Regions from separate parts of the Homo sapiens genome. Here region 1 is linked to region 2. Evidence: chromatin loops called from intact Hi-C (ENCODE). Cell type or tissue: endothelial cell of umbilical vein. All regions are shown on one strand. Each heading gives the region's core, and the rest is flanking DNA. Links, peaks and the distances in the headings are about the cores only.

Region 1 (8,338 bases), core at 33-8,032, 87 kb after region 2:
GACAATTACAAGACACTTAAGTGGTCAGCATCCAACTTGGTTTCTACCACTAAGGGCAATAGGGGCCCCAGCCCCCATTATTGTGACACCCTAAACATCCATTTCCAAATCTGTCACTCAGAATGACTACCTACGAAAGAGACCATTCAAGAACAAAGTTTCTAAACTTTAAAGTACAATTTGGGAGATTTTAGACAATAAATGTCAATACTAGAAGCATCCCTATCAAAGTTTCCATTTTAATGATAAACTGGCCTTTATTTTCCTCACCAGTAACACGGGAACAATCCCATCCTGTGAGGACTAAGTCAGACAATGCACAGAGGCCACACGCCAGGCTCCAAGCCCACTGCCTGCGACTGCAGTCATCACCTGAGGGCTTCCTTCCCTGGAAATCCCTTTGAGCAATTAAGATCTTTCTCGCCACTATCAAGGACTAGCACATGTGCCACATAAGCATCACAGCGAACATTTACCCTTTTACTTTTGAAGTTCTGTCCCACTTTAATCTCAGATGAGGAACCATCTATAATCAAAGCACAACTGACCAAACATAAACCAAACAAGCAGAGACTATTTCTGACCAATTGTCTTAGAATCATTTCAGAAAAACATTACTTTGTCTAAAACAAAACCTCAAAAAGAATATTAACTATCAACGATGGAGTATTAAAAACACAAAACAAGGAAGTTTTAGTATAAGCTTGTCAGGCAACAGAGGGCATGCCCACGTGGGCCTTGTTGAAAAGACTGAGATACATTTAAGTGCTACTGAAGTTCAGAGAAACTAATCGTCAGGGAGGCAGGAGCAGGAATTGCGGAAGGAAAGGACTCAGCTGGCTTTTGAAAGGAAGAGATTTGAATGCAAGAAAGAAGGCACCAGGCAAAGGGGTCCCCATGTTCAAGGCACTGAAAGGCCTGTCCCTGAGCACAGGGAATGGTGAAGGAGCAAGAGCCAGAGGCTGTAATGACGGAGGGAGCAAGTGGAAAGAGAGAAAGGAAACACGTGTGTATGAGTGAGAATGTGTGTGAGACAAAGAGTGTGAGAGGCTGTGTAAATCTATGTGAGAAAGAGGGACAGAGAACTAATGTGAGAATGAGCGTGAGAAAGAAAATAAGTGTGAGAATATGTGAGGAGTGTGTGAGAACATAAGAGCAAATGTGAGAACAAATGTGAGACACAACATGTCAGAACAAGTACGAGAGAACGAGAACAAGTGTGAAACGAATGTGAGAACAGTGTGAGGTGTGAGGAGTGTGAGAGAACAAATGAGAACAAGTATGAGTGAACAAGTGTGAGAACAGTGTGAGGTGTGTGTAAGAATGAGTGAGAACCAGTGTGAGTGAACAAGTGAGTGAACGAGTGTGAGAACAGTGTGCGGTGTGTGAGAACAACTGTGAGAGTGAACGAGTGTTGAGAACAAAGTGTGAGGTATGTGTAAGAACGAGAACAAGTGTGAGAGTGAACGAGTGTTGAGAACAAAGTGTGAGGTGTGAGTGTAAGAACGAGTGAGAAGTGTGAGTGTGAACAAGTGATTGTGAGAACAAAGTGTGAGAGGTGTGAGTGTGAAACAAGTGAACGAGTGAACGTGTGAGAACAAAGTGTGAGAGGTGTGAGTGTAAGAACGAGAACAAGTGAGTGAACGACTGTGAGAACAAAGTGTGAGAGGTTTGAGTATAAGACCGAGAACAAGTGTGAATGAACGAGTGTGAGAACAAAGTGAGGTGTGTGAAAGAACAAGTGAGAACAAGTGTGAGTGAACGACTGAGAACAAAGTGTCAGAGGTGGGAGTGTAAGAACGAGAACAAATGTGAGTGAACGAGTGAGAACAAAGTGTGAGAGATGTGAGTGTAAGAACGAGAACAAGTGTGAACGAGTGTGAGAACAAAGTGTGAGATGTGAGTGTAATAACGAGAACAAGTGTGTGTGAACAAAGTGAGGTGTAAGTGTAAGAACGAGAACAAGTAAGAACGAGAACAAGTGTGAGTGAACGACAGAACAAAGTGTGAAAGGTATGAGTGTAAGAACGAGAACAAGTGTGAACGAGTGTGAGAACAAAGTGTGAGATGTGTGTAATTACGAGAACAAGTGTGTGAACAAAGTGAGGTGTAAGTGCAAGAACGAGAACAAGTGTGAGTGAACGTGTGAAGTGTGGTGTATGTAAGAACAAATGTGAGTGAACGACAACAAAGTGTGAGGTGTGAGTGTAAGAACGAGAACAAGTGAGTGAACAAGTGTGAGTGTGAGAACAGTGAGGTGTGAGTGTGAAAGAACAAGTGAGAACAAGTGTGAACGTGTGAGAACAGATGTGAGTGTAACAACGAGTGAGAATGAGTGAACAAGTATGAGTGTGAGAACAAAATGTGAGAAATGTGTGAAACAAGTGAACAAGTGTGAGTGAACGAGTGTGAGAACAGTGTGAGGTGTGAGTGTAAGAACGTGAGTGAACGAGTGTGAGAACAAAGTGAGGTAAGAACGAGAACAAGTGAGTGAACGAGTGTGAGAACAAAGTGAGGTGTGAGTGTAAGAACGAGAACAAGTGAGTGAACGAGTGTGAGAACAGTGAGAGGTGTGTGTGAAACAAGTGAGAACAAGTGTGAGTGGAATAGCGAGTGTAAGAAAATGAGTGTGAGAAGCAGCGGGAAAGTGGGAGTGTGAGAACAAAGAATGAGTGTGAAGGAACAAGAGCGTGTGACAAATGAGAACATGTGAAGTGGGTATGTGAGAACAAAGAAGTATTAAAGAACAAGTGTGAGAACAAATGTGAGAATGGGTGTGAAAACGAATCTGCAAGAGAACAAGTGTGAGAATGAGTATGGAAGCTCAAGCATGTGTGAGAACAAGTGTGAAAATGTGTGTCCATGAGAACAAATGTGAGAATGAAACCGTGTGAGAACAAGTCTGTGAGAATGAGTGCGGACAAGTGTGAAAGAACAAGTGAGAGAGAACGAGTGTGTGGGAAGGACAAAATGGGTGTGTGAGACAGGAGGCTCCAAAGCCCAGTCTGAGGTCCACATGAGGGCACCGTGGAGAAGCCACCAGCAGGGCCCGATAAAGGCCTGGCTTTAGAAGGCGCCTTTGGAAAAGCAACTAAAATCAGCGTGCCCCTCCTTCCCCATGGACACGTGCCTCAGGATGCTGGGAGCCTCGCCTCTGGAGGACTGAGCTATTTCAGGAAACTGAAAAGCCAGTGGAACAGGCATTTCCAAAGGACAGGAAGTCACCTCTGAGCTGTTGCGGCTTTTCTACGAGAAGCAGAACGTGTACGGCACTCCAAGATCGGAAAACAATGTCAGGTTTCAACTGGAATGACACAGATGTATCCACGTGTTTCATGAAGCGCACAGATGCCCCTCTTCTCTCTACGTTCCCTAATCCGTTGTGACGGGTGTGGGTAACGTTTACAATTCCAGGGCAGCTGCTTGGCACCTGACCAGTGCTGTATGCCTGGCATCCTGGCTGCATTGAGCTCCACAGTTCAGAACAAGAATCACCTGGGAAGTCTGTTGGAAATACAAACTCAGGGCTCCCACCTTTCTCCAGTTTTTTATTTAGCAGATCTGGGCTGTTGGTAAAGTTCAAAAATGTTTTTCTTATGTTTCTAAGTCCCAGGACTTCTGAGAGCTTCACTTTTGACCACACGGGAGAGCTGACATCCTGAGCCACCAGCCAGCGTGAAACCCCTCCTTCGGGGCAGCTCTGAGGGAGGAGAGGCAGGAGTGGGCTGAACTTGAAGGAAGACGAGATCCCCACAAAACAAGTGAGACGACTCCAGCAAGATCCTAATGAAAGGCCACAGGCCAAGTGTGGGTGAGTCAGAGAACCACAGAGGTGTGCACATCACGTGGTGGCACCTGCATCCCCGGTGTGCAAAGACGACCCCAGGGAGGACACTTCCCATGGGGAGGAGCCCGGGAGGAGGCAGCTGCCACTGTAGAAGGGCACAAAGGAAGCCCCGCCCCACCTTCCACCTTAAGGGACAGAAGCCATGGGGGAGGGAAGCACCTTGAGAACCCACTGCAGCTGGGGAGAGGTCCCTTAAGGACATGGTAGGACAATGTCCCAGGCTGGTAGAGACCTCTATTGCTGGGGCAGGTGCAGACCCTCTCCTGCAAAAGACCCGCCAAAGACACAAGGCACAGGGAGGAGGAGGAGGGTCTCTGGGAGAGCTCTGGCCCCAAGACCCAGGATGGACCAGGACAACAGGAAGCTCCTCTGTACCCCCTCTACTGGGGGTGGGCAAGACTGTCCAAAATAATATAAACATCAAACCACAGATCCCAGAAAGTCGGGGAAAAGAGCAGGATAAATACTGCAAAAACTCCCAGTTACTAACGTGTGGTCTGAGTCTGTGGATGTGCCTGTGGCCCTGACTCTGGAATTCACTGCAGCCTCATCTGCAAGGCTGTTAAGAATGGGCTTCAGGGAGCCCTGTTCAAACACTGCAACCCTCCTACCCCCAGCTGGTCCAGGGGTCGGTATCTGACCCAGCTGGAATGGCTCACAAGCCTGTAATCCCAGTACTCTGGGAGGCCAAAGGGAGAGGCCAAGGATGCAGGAAGACGCAAGGCTTTCTCTGAAGTGCTGGCAGACATGCTATTCCACATGTGGACTGCAGAACCAGATGAAGCTAGTCTCAGAGGGAGAGGAAAGCGAGCAGAGGTGGAGAGAGTCACGAAGGCTTTCGAATTCCTGGTTCCGTTCTGTTCCTGAGACTCAACTGCAGTCCCCTGTACACGTCATGAGACATCAATATATGCTATTTTTATGTTTTAAATAAATTCGTCTCCTTTTTATCCCCATTTGCTTAAAGCACATCAATTTCTGGAGTCCTTGGCTAATAGGATTCAATTTCTTCTCATAACAGAAGACACTGTTTCCATTTTACAGAGGAAGAAATGGAATCTGCGGTTCAAAAGATACCAGCAGCCAGCACCTCCGCATTGGGCTGGAAGACTCCAAAAGTTGGTGGATGAACATGTTTGGAGTAAGCCTAGGACCATTTCTAAGGGAAGTTTTGGGAAAGACCTCCGGGATCCCCTCTAGTCGAGGGATAAATCTCAACAAGACTAAGGACTCTGAAACACCCTAAAACCGTATGCTGCCCAACAACTACCAAGTGAGAAGGATTCCCTATGCACAGCCAAAGGCAAACACCAATTGGTTGAGTTCTTACCAGAACAATTATCCAAGCTTTTCTCCTTACTGATAATTCACCTCTAGTGGCCGGGCACGGTGGCTCACGCCTGTAATCCCAGTACTCTGGGAGGCCAAGGTGGGTGGATCACCTGAGGTCATAAGTTCAAGACCATCCTGGCTGACATGGTGAAACCCCGTCTCTACTAAAAATAGAAAAAAATTAGCCAGGCGTGGTGGTGGGTGCCTGTAATCTCAGCTGCTCTGGAGGCTGAGGCAGGACAATCACTTGAACCCAGGAGGTGGAGGTTGCGGTGAGCCGAGATTGCGCCACTGCACTCCAGCCTGGGTGACAAGAGTGAAACTCCGTCTCAAAATAAATAAATAAATAAATAAATAAATAAATAAATAAATAAATAAATCACCTCCAGTGTCAGGACTAAACCTACATGTAGGAGAAATATTTAATTTCTTAAAATATGAAGACTACTATCTGTTAGGTATTATACTAAGCAGTTTACATTCATTTGGCATTTAATTTTCAGATTTAATTGTGTGAGGTAGGTATTACTGTCCTGACATGTTACAGATGGGAAAACTGAGGCTTAGAGAAGTAAGTTGTTCAAAGGCTACAGTAAGAGAAAGAACTAGGAGTGGAAAACCAGGCTGTCCAACACACACGTCTATCACTTAACCACAGCGCTGTGCTGCCTTCTTCACCTACACTCCAACTTCGTCACCTCAGCAATATTTAGGGTTTTTTTCCTTCAACAAGTTCTACATTATAAAAACTAAACAAGCCAACAAGTAGAAAAATGTATAAAGGTTTCGTAAGGGTTTCTAAATCATCCAAATAGTAGAAAGAAATTTAAAAAACCCACAAAATAAAAACCTTTCTAGAAATATCTTTCACCAGGATGAGGAGGAATTACTTGGCAGCCAGCTGTAACTCTGTTCTCATATTTTCCAGTAAAATAAACTGAAAATTTTCCTTTTCACTGGAGTACGTTTGATGACTTTACTCACCATATAAGGAAATGAGTGACTCTGAACTTCTCAGCCCCATCCTTCTTTTCTGAGCACTAAATTTCATTTGGAAGTTAATACGTTATTTTAAAAGTAAAGTCATCAATGGAAGATCCAAACTAAGTAACAGCACTATTAAATTTTGAAGAAGATTTAAAGATTTGGATTTCGTTACATTCTGAAATGAACTTTTTAAAAAGGTCTTTCTCTAAATTGTTAAAAATGTCCCTGGCTAAAGATGGGTAAGTTAAAAATACTTAGCAATTTGTTAAGATTACTGAGGTTTTTTTGGTCACTAATGAAGTTCGTTTCTTAAACATAGAGGACTTTTAATGACTGGTATGGGAAAAAAAACACATTAATTTTAAATCTTATGAATCTCTTAACTTCCTGAATAGTAAAATTTAATTTTAACAGTAAAATTTGACAGAGATGACCTAGGAGTTTTTGGACGTTCCCATGTTTCGTGTACTTAAAATCGATTCAAAATAAGCCCATTCTTTCAGTAATAAGAAAATCAGAACAATTATTTTATTCATAACAGAAAGTGATGACACTTAATTCTTTTGTTTTTATACAGAAAAAGTACAAGCTGTAGTAAACTTAGTTTATGTCAGGTGTAGATAAACCCGTATTTTAAAAGCCAAATGACAATTTTTAATCAGTTATTTGAATCAAATTATATGAATTAATATTCCTACTTTAAATTACAAATGATGTTGAAGGTACTTCCATAAAGGACTCATCAATGGCACATCTTGCATCATTCATTTGCCAGACTCTAAGGAGACAGTTATGATCCTTGCTTTCAAAGAGCTAACAATAACTGTGCAGAAATTGCTGAAACAAAAGGGGCGAAGAAAGTTTCACAAAAGTGAAACAAAAGGGGTGAAGAAAGCCTTCTGCGGCAAAGAAAAAGGCACAGGGAGGTAGTGGCGAGGTGTGGGCTGATACAGACAACCATATGGGCAGTGTGCACCTGGAGAAGATGACCAGGAGCACAATGAACACGGAGGGCAGCAAAGGGAGACGCTGGACAGAGGCTGCAGGAGCCCAGGGAAGGAGGAAGGAGTTTGTCTGGTGGGAGTAACAGTTCTGTTGTCTTGGTTTTGTGGGAAATAACAAATAGTATTAACTACTGTAAAACAGCAGCAACAACAACACAGTATACGTTCCACATCCCTAATCTAAAAATCCAAAATGCTTCAATATAAGAAACTTTTTGAGTACTAGCATCATGCTCAAAGGAAATACTCACTGGAGTCTAACGCAAATATTACAAAACCTGAAACAAATCTGGTCCCAAGCATCTCCGATAACATTCAACCTGTATATAAAACTGTGTGTACAGTTCATTAAACACACCCCAAAAGAGGAAGGAGATGCATGCTAATGACAGCAGCCCTTATCTCTGGAAGGGAGAAGAGGGAGGTTTACAGATGAGTCTTCTCAACAAAGTGTTCAGGAACATGAGCTCTGTATCAGACTAAACTGGATCTGTATACAGGCTCTTATTAATTGTGTGACTTGGAAAAATAAGACTTTCAAAATCTCAGTTTCTGAACAGTAAGAGAAAACAATGTTAACATTTAGCTTTAGAGTCATGAGGATTAAATGAGCAAATATCTATAAATCATATTCAGTGAGGTGGTGAATAAAATGTGAGCTAAGACCCACCCTTCTGAAGAAGTCCATGTTTCCAAATTTTTGTAACATTTTTATAATCAGGAAAGAGAGCTGTTTATCAAGAGATAAGCTCTCAGTTAAGGCACAAAGAAATACAAAAAACTCCCACAGGATTCACACAACAGAAAGGGACAACGGTGAGTTGATAAAATTTTGTTTCTCCACTTTATATATTCTTCCACGGGTATGTATTTTTGCCACCAAATGGGAAAATAAAAATGAAATAAATATTGACTTACTGGTTTCCTAAGGAAGAAGATAGACAAAGCTCCAACTAAGGGCATATCTCCAATCAACGGTTCCAGGATCACCCGCATGGTACCATGAATCTAAACTCAAACAGGAAACCAAAATATGTAATAGAAAACATTCTGCAGGGCCGCTTAACGCAAGGAGTTTGCATGCGAATCTTAGTAACTTTTGAGCATGTGACTTCTTATTTATCTCAACTATGACCTACAGCTAAAAACTGAACGTCAAAAAAATTCC
Region 2 (8,338 bases), core at 93-8,092:
GGAGTTTGAGACTAGCCTGACCAACATGGAGAAACCCTGTCTCTACTAAAAATACAAAATTAGGCGGGCGTGGTGGTGAATGCCTGTAATCCCAGCTACTAGGGAGGCTGAGGCAAGAGAATCGCTTGAACCCGGGAGGCGGAGGTTGCGGTGAGCTGAGATCGCGCCATTGCACTCCTGCCTAGGCAACAAGAGCGAAACTCCGTCTCAAAAAAAATAAATAAATGAATGAATAAATAAAAACAGAAACAAAAACAAGTATTTCAACACCCACTTCTAAATATGCCATTTATAACAAAATCAACTCACCATTTAATATAATAACACATTCCAGTAGGGCTTCGTAGTTCTCACTTTCATTTATTACAGACACAGAAGCAAGAATCACAGATGTAATTGCATAAATTATTTCTATGCTTTTTCTCTATAAATGAAAAATCAAAGCATGAGTGAATTAAAATCATCAACTTAAAATCAGTTTTTAGCAGAAATTTCAGTTACAAATTTTCTAAAAATCAAGCCACAATTCTAGCTTATTCTAAAAAGAATTAAAGTTGAATAAAAGTAAATCATCCTAAAAGAACAGCAATATTTAGTATTAGATTAATAACAGTAGGGTTGAAAAGTGAATAAAACTACAACAGACTAAACTTCTAAAATTCTTGACTTCTAACTTCAAAATCTGTCTTAATGTAAAATTCAATGATACACAGTGAAGTTATTTTTTGACAAAAAAAAGAGAAAAACGTTTCTTATTTTTGAAAAACAAATACTACCATTTTTGAGCCATGTTCGGTTTCCATATTGTCTTCACCCTGGGCTTCCACTACCTGCCACCCATCCACTGGGCTTTCTAACAACACATCTGTCAATAAATTCTTCAGCCTTTGCCATAATTCTTCTTTCTGTTTCCTTGATAATTCATCTAGTAATTCATTTAGGCTGAAAGGATCAGAGGCCTCTTTCTGTAACATAAATAGCAAGTGTCACATTTCAAATACAAAAAATTAATCATATCCTTTTCATAATGTCATCAAAAGAAAAGTTAAGTGTTAACTTCATTACAAGTTCAAGAGTTTGGTTGCAGTATTCAAAATCCATTCCTAAAAGGGAAGAAGCACAGGGATTCTCCACCTATTCTTTCCTAGCATCCTAATCTTCAGAGTTTTTAAAATTTCACCCACTTAGCAAAACCCTCCCTAAAAGGGACCCAAATGTCCACCATCTCCATACCTAGAATTAGATTACAAAAGTAGGCTAAAGTTCAATAACAATGGCAATAATAATACTGTGGCCACAGATTCCAGCCCCAAGTGGGCCCTCAACACCACCTTCTACTCATTCCTCAATATCATTCTCTCCCACCAGCCAACAAGATGATTTCAGATCTCCTCCAACAACCCTCTAAACCCATTTCCTCTTATCTGAGATGACCTCACGTACTCTTTGATGAAGCAAATAGCGGCCCTCATCAAAAGGGCATAGAATCCAATTAAAGGGACTCCCTATAGCCAAATTTGGAACAATGTGAGCACCAAAACAGTGACAGTGATTAATTATAACCAGTTGAATGAAATAAGCATAAACGAGGCCAAGCCAACCACTCTGGGAGAGAGGGCTGCAGTGAGCTGTGATTGTACCATTACACTCCAGCCTGGGCAACATAGCAAGAGCCCGTCTCTAAAAAGAAAAAATCAATGACAGCATACTGATAATAAATATCAAATCATTAATTAATAGCACCTGCATGCTCTAGAATGTCAGTGAATAAACATAGATGCAATACAGGGTTAGAAAATCACTGTTTTATAGCCATCACAATAATTATGGACTCTGGCAGGAATTATCGGGAGATGCTGAAACAAGTGGGTGGAAGCCTGGTGAGCAGCAGGACATTACAGTGTCACCACTTTCCCACAGAGGCAGGTTCCCAGAAGAGACCTGGCGGACACCTACCCACACAGGGACGGACAGACCATGCCATGCGCTTCCTGTCTTGACAGCGCCGAGGACCTAACACTGCTAAGCAGTTCCTGCCAAAATGCACACTAAAATTTAATCAGATCCTCAACAGATGCAAATTGAAGGCTATACCACAAAAGAGCCACTTGCACTCTTCAAAACTGTCGGGGTCATAAAAAACACAGTAAGATGGAGGAACTAGAGTAAAGATAACCTCATAAGCCCTCCATCCCCCCATCCTCTCTTCCTGCTCTCCTAGCTCCTCTCCTGCCCTGGTGTTTGTTTTCTCCTCTTCTTAGCGCTCCTTCATTTTTCATCTAGCTTTTTCCACCTCCGCTTGTTCACTTCTATCTACTCTCTTTCCTCGTTTCCTTGACCCTCCTCCCCTTCAATTCTCCTCTCCATTTTCCTTAAGCCTTTGCCTGTCAATCACATGCAAACACAGACCAGCTCTCAAATGTTTGACCTTAGACAGTATCTTGATCTACCTATAGACCCGACATTCAATCATGAACAATTGAATAATTCTTTACGCCTCAATTATGCAGAAAAAATAAGTTAATGGCCCGCTTAAGTCCATTAATGGTAATTTTCCAGTATATCAATGGACAGTTTTGGTGCTGGGGTCATTCATCTGGGTGATGGACCACAGCTACTGTGTTCAAAGATCAAGAGGTTCTATTCAGGGCAAACTCTGGTGACTGAAGGTGACCAGAGAAATGACTGGGCTGATTCATGACGCTTACATCAGGAAATACTAGTTGACTGATGGTTAGGGCACAGAAACGAATCAGGACCCACCCTGCCCTGAGTAAGTTCACAGTCTAGGGGCAAGAATAACAACCTACAGATTGTTAAAATCTATTAGAGGTGTATGCTGAAGGATATAGCCTGAAGGAAAAGAAATAGCTGCCCATCCACCTATGTGACAAACTAGGATGGGCTGCTAACTCCTTCCTGAAAAATCAACCCTGAAGAAATGAGAGTGAGAGAGGTTCCAGTAACAAACTATAGCAACAAAATGAGACACACACCCAGCTTCACTGAAGGCTGTTTGGAGCTGGGGATGTGAGAAATGAGTGGCTGTTGCCTAGGGCACTGAAGAGCTGGCTGGAAGGGCAAGGAAAGGATGGGGGACAAAAGCTGTTCAAATATCAAAATGTTCTACCTCTCCCCAGCATGGCCTTGGGGTGGTCATTGCCTGGCATTGCCACGACATTAGCAGTGACGGCCCAGGCCTCTAGGGCCATAGGACACTGGGCAAAGGCAGGGCAACACAAAAGCCCAGCAGTTAGAAAGAACACGTGCAGACTAGCGAGCTGCCTGTGGGCATCCTTCCACAACCACCTCCAGCCCCCGGATGCAGAAGCTGTGCAGCCCTGTGCTGTACAGAGCGCACCAGGATGAGGGGCCGGTGGGGTGGACATCCTGCAGGGCCTCTCCTCCCTGTGTGAGTGCCCTGGCCACCTGTGCCCCAGCAAGGTGCCTTTTTGTAGTCTATATGCCCAGAGGGAGGTATCCTCTTGTGACTGGCACAATGTGTATGAAGCAGGGGAAGTCTTGTTGCGTAGCAAAAAACTTGGTAGCATAAAGCAACAATTTTACTGTATCTCATGAATCAGATGCTCACTCTTGGGGACACATGCCTGTGCTTAAGGTGGCAGCTGGGTGTTGGATGTCTGGCACTTTGGTGCCCACTAATGAGGTCTCCCTCTGCAGTCTCATCCTCCAGCCTTTGTGTGTGGTCTCTCTCTCCAGCAGAGGGTGATCCTGCACTTCTTACATGACAACCACGGGCTCCGAGAGGAAGTAGAAGCTGCCAAACTTTCTGAAGGCCACTTCCTCAATATTCCGTCCGTCAAAGCAGGCACAAGCCCAATCCAGATTCAAGAGGAGAGGACATAGGCTGCAGAGGGTTATTTAACAGGATTATCCACAATGTTAAATTTCCTGATTTTGAGGATTTTAATGTGATTATATAACAGAATATCTTTTAGAAAAATACGAACTGAAATGTTTAGAGATAAAGAGGCACAATGCCTACAACTGACTCAAGTGATTCAAAAAAATGTAAATACAAAGGATGATAAAGAAAATGTGGCAAGTGGTAAAAACTGGCAAACCTGGACGTAGGGTATTCAGGATTCCTTTGAATTCCTCTTGCAACTTTTCTTTTAACTTAGCAGTTATTTCAACAGGAAAGAAATTACTTCTCCACCCTAACCCTGCCACCCTCCTCCTCCTAAGTCCACACCCTTAGCTTCCCAAATGTGCCCTGCCTCAGGGGCTCGGCCTTTCCCATTCCTTTTGTCTAGAATCTTCTTTTCCCAAATCTCTGCATGGCCCATTTGGATCTCTGATCAAATATAGTCAGGCAATGCATAGTGATATTTCAGTCAATGACAAACCACATATATGAGAGTGGTCCCATAAGATTATAATGGAGCTGAAAAATTCCTATCACCTAGTGATGTCATGGCTGTCAAAACATCATAGTGTAACAGATTAATCACATTTGTGGTAATGTTGGTGTAAACAAACCTACTTTTTATCATTGTTTTAGAGTATATTCCTTCTACATTTTTTTAAGTTAATTGTAAACTAGCCTTAGGCAGGTGCTTCAAGAGAAATTCCTGAAGGCAATGTTATCATAGGAGATGAGATGACAGCTGCATGTCTGTTATTGCCCCTGAAGACCTTCCACTGGGACAAGATGTTAAGGTGGAAGACAGTGATACTGATGATCCTGACTTGGTACAGGCCCAGGCTTATGGTATATTTGTGTCTTAGTTTTTAACAAAAAAGTTTAAAAAGTAAAAATAGATGGCTGGGCATGGTGGCTCACACCTGTAATCCCAGCACTTTGGGAGGCCAAGGCAGGTGGATCACCTGAGATCAGGAGTTTGAGACCAGCCTGGCCAACATGGCGAAACCCTGTCTCTACTAAAAATACAGAAATTAGCCGGTGTGGTGGCGTGTGCCTGTAATCTCAACTATTCAGGAGGCTGAGGCAGGAGAATCACTTGAACCCGGGAGGCGGAGGTTGCAGTGAGCCAAGACGACGCCACTGCACTCCAGCCTGAGCAACAGAGCAAGGCTCCAACTGAAAAGAAAAAAAAAAAAAAGTAAAAATAGAAAAAAGCTATCAAATAGGGGTATAAAGAGAGTATTTTTAGCAAAGACATGGAATAAACCTAAATGCCCATCAATGATAGACTGGATAAAGAAAATGTGGTACATATACACCATGGAATACTATACAGCCATAAAAAAAGAATGAGATCAAGTCCTTTGCGGGGACATAGATGGAGCTGGAGGCCATTATCCATAGCAAACTAACACAGGAACAGAAAACCAAATACAGCATGTTCTCACTTATAAGTAGGAGCTAAATTATGAGAACACATGGACACGGGGGAACAACACACACTGGCCTATTGGAGGGTAGAGGGTGGGAGGAGGGAGAGGATCAGGAAAAATAACTAATATAACTAAATAACTAAAAATAACTAATTACTAGGCTTAATACCTCAGTGATGAAATAATCTGTACAATAAACCCCCATGAGACAAGTTGACCTATGTAACAAACCTGTACATGTAACCCTGAATATAAAAGTTAAAATAAAATAAAATGAAGAAAGATTTTTTGTAAAGCAAAATAAGTTTGTGTTTTAAGCTAAGTGTTATTATAAAGGATTTTAAAAGTTTATCAAGTAAAACAGTTACAGTAAGCTAAGGTTAATTTATTATTGAAGAAAAATGTTTTTATAAATTTACTGTAGCCCAAGTGTAATGTGTTTATAGTTTACAGTAGTGTACAATGACGTATTAGGCCTTCACATTTACTCACTACTCAGTTATTCACCCAGAACAACTTCCAGTTGTGCCAGCTCCAGCTACACTAAGTGCCCTATTCAGATGTACCATTTTTTATGTTTTATACTGTATTTTTACTGTACCTTTTCAATGTTTAGACACACACCATTGTGTTACAACACTGTGCCTACAGTATTCAGTACAGTAACATGCCACACAGGTTTGTAGCCTAGGACGGTAGACTGTACCATCTAGCCCAGGTGTGTACTGAGCTGCTCCATCTGGGTGTATGTAAGCACACTTTAGGATGTTCACACAACAATGAAATGACCTAATGATGCATTTCTCAGAACCTATCCTCATCAAGAGTCATGTGACTGTACCAACTCTGTTCAAATATCATCTCTGAGGTTTTCTTTAGCCACTCCATCGTTCCCAACTTCCACTTCCACTTGCTTTATCAGTAGTAGTAGTATTTTTTTTTTTTTTTTGAGACAGGGTCTCACTTTGTCACCCAGGCTGGAGTGCAGTTGCACAATCATAGCTCACTGTAGCCTCAAACTCCTGGGCTCAAGTAATTCTACTGCCTCAGCCTCCCAAGTAGTTGGGACCACAGGCACAAGCCACTACACTAGGCCAATTTTTTAACATTACTGTAGAGACGGGGTCTTACTATGTTGCCCAGGCCAGTGTTATCCTGGCCTCAAACGATCCTCCTGCCTCAGCCTCCCAAAGCTCTGGAATTACAGAGGTGAGTCACTGTGCCCAGCCTCCACCTGCTTTATTATTTCTCTATGTGTCTTGTTTTTCTTCCTCTACCACTAGAACATAAACCCCCATTTGTGCAGAAACTTTTCTTTGTGTGTACTATAACCCCAACTCTCAGTGCAGTGTCTGGCACACAGAAGGCACTTAGGACATGTTTGTTAAATGATGGAATTCTCCTCAGTGCTGTGTCCTCCTCCCCATCATTGATTCTCCAAGAAGGACAAGGGCATACAGTATAATCAGCTCCACTCTGGAACACTTGCTTGAAAATAAAAATTTGTTCCAACATTGTCAATACATCAAGGAACAATTTGACCAAAGGCAAATTCCCATTTGCTTATGTGGGATTTCATAGGCAAGAAATACCAGGTGAATGCAGAAAACTGCACCCACTGACTGGAGCCACCAGGATCCCATGAAACACAACTCAGACACCTACCAGCTCAGTCCATTCATACCTGGGCCACACATTGTGCCCCTCACCTGCTATGACCCAAAGGCTCCAACCCCACTGCACTGCACCCTCCCCAGGCCCACCGTGCTCTCCAATGCTCTGTATTCCCCTCTGCCTTGCTTGCCTTTTTCTCCTCTGTTCTACCTCATTTTCTTCCTCTTACACACAGAGGGGCAGGTGTACCTTGGGAGCACAGGCACCTACTCCCAACTATAGAATGTAAATATTTTTCAAGGTAAAGTGCCATGCTTACTATAGTATTTATGCATTTCTTACTGATTTAACATATAAAATTATGCTACTGTTTTATTAGGTTCCTGTTTTTAACATGTCACTGGCAAAATTTTTTAGTGTTGTCCCTCTAACTCCATTTTCCCCATAATCTCTCTGGGTTATTTATTTATTTATTTATTTATTTATTTTAACCAATTCTGCAGAGTGCAGTGACTGTTGGTAATGCATGTGTGGGATTACAGCAGAACTAACTGTACTTGGAAAGATCTACCTGATAGGCCCCAAACTGATTTAAATTCTTATCAAATTGAACTATGGGAAACCATCATTATTATATAAAATGGCATTTCTGTCATTCAACTTGATGAAACCACGTGATGCACAATCCTACACATTTTCATTTTTACACGTAAGAGCCACACGGTGACTAGGTACTAAGCTGAACTGTTAAGTGTTAATAAAGCTTATTGATAAACTAGAGTTAATGCCTCATTAGTATAAGGACTAATTCAGTATTCTCCTGAGATGTCTGCTGGCTTTCCAGCAACACTGCAAAGGCTGGTTGGCACACAACGGGTGGCTGGAAACAACGCACCCCAGAAGGGCACCTGTCATTGTGGCCACCAGTGTGATTTTGAGTTGCTATTTTTACCTCTGATTTTCAATTTAGTTTTCTGTGATTTTGTTAACATTATGGTATGCACTTTGCAACAACAATCTTTTAGACTTTAAAATATGTATGTACTGCATTTCCAATACAATCCATATACACTGCTACTGCTAAAGCAGACATTTATATATTATCTAACTAATTTGCTCTTATAAACACTTCTATGGTGATGAGATGCCTATGAGTTTGCGATTATTTTTAAGTTTACAGGATATCATTTTATAATACCAAAACATGTTATAAGCTCATTTCTCTTATAAAGAAAAATGATTTCTTAAATGTTGCCAGTAACAAATTCATTATTAGATTCCTCTAATTCTTTGTCACTAATTTGATTTTCACCACATAATAAGAACAAGTGAGACAAGTGTGCCAAGGGTCTCCTGCCCCAAAGATACTTTCGTATTTCAGAGTCAGTGCCTCCAATGCTGG

The links. Peaks named below come from ENCODE experiments on the same cell type or tissue, not always from the same donor. Only the 100,000 strongest peaks of a DNase experiment are listed, where the experiment ranks them.
Region 1: it touches region 2 in a loop (4-fold over the local background); 7 of 110 quality-filtered maps call a loop at or near these places.

The regions. Positions count from the first base shown.
Region 1 is chr7:158,779,916-158,788,253 of GRCh38, forward strand. It overlaps ESYT2 (extended synaptotagmin 2), which reads right to left. Exons shown (of 23, transcript NM_001367773.1): 6 at 8,089-8,178. Among named protein-coding and RNA genes, the nearest start is that of ESYT2, 45 kb to the right of the region's middle. In endothelial cell of umbilical vein, for the core only: a CTCF peak has its summit at 3,047 (motif pointing right); a DNase peak (open chromatin) is centred at 3,156; H3K27ac peaks cover 416 bases.
Region 2 is chr7:158,692,533-158,700,870 of GRCh38, forward strand. NCAPG2 (non-SMC condensin II complex subunit G2) reads right to left here. Exons shown (of 28, transcript NM_017760.7): 3 at 777-965; 4 at 310-424. Among named protein-coding and RNA genes, the nearest start is that of NCAPG2, 8.1 kb to the right of the region's middle. In endothelial cell of umbilical vein, for the core only: a CTCF peak has its summit at 3,695 (motif pointing right); a DNase peak (open chromatin) is centred at 3,749.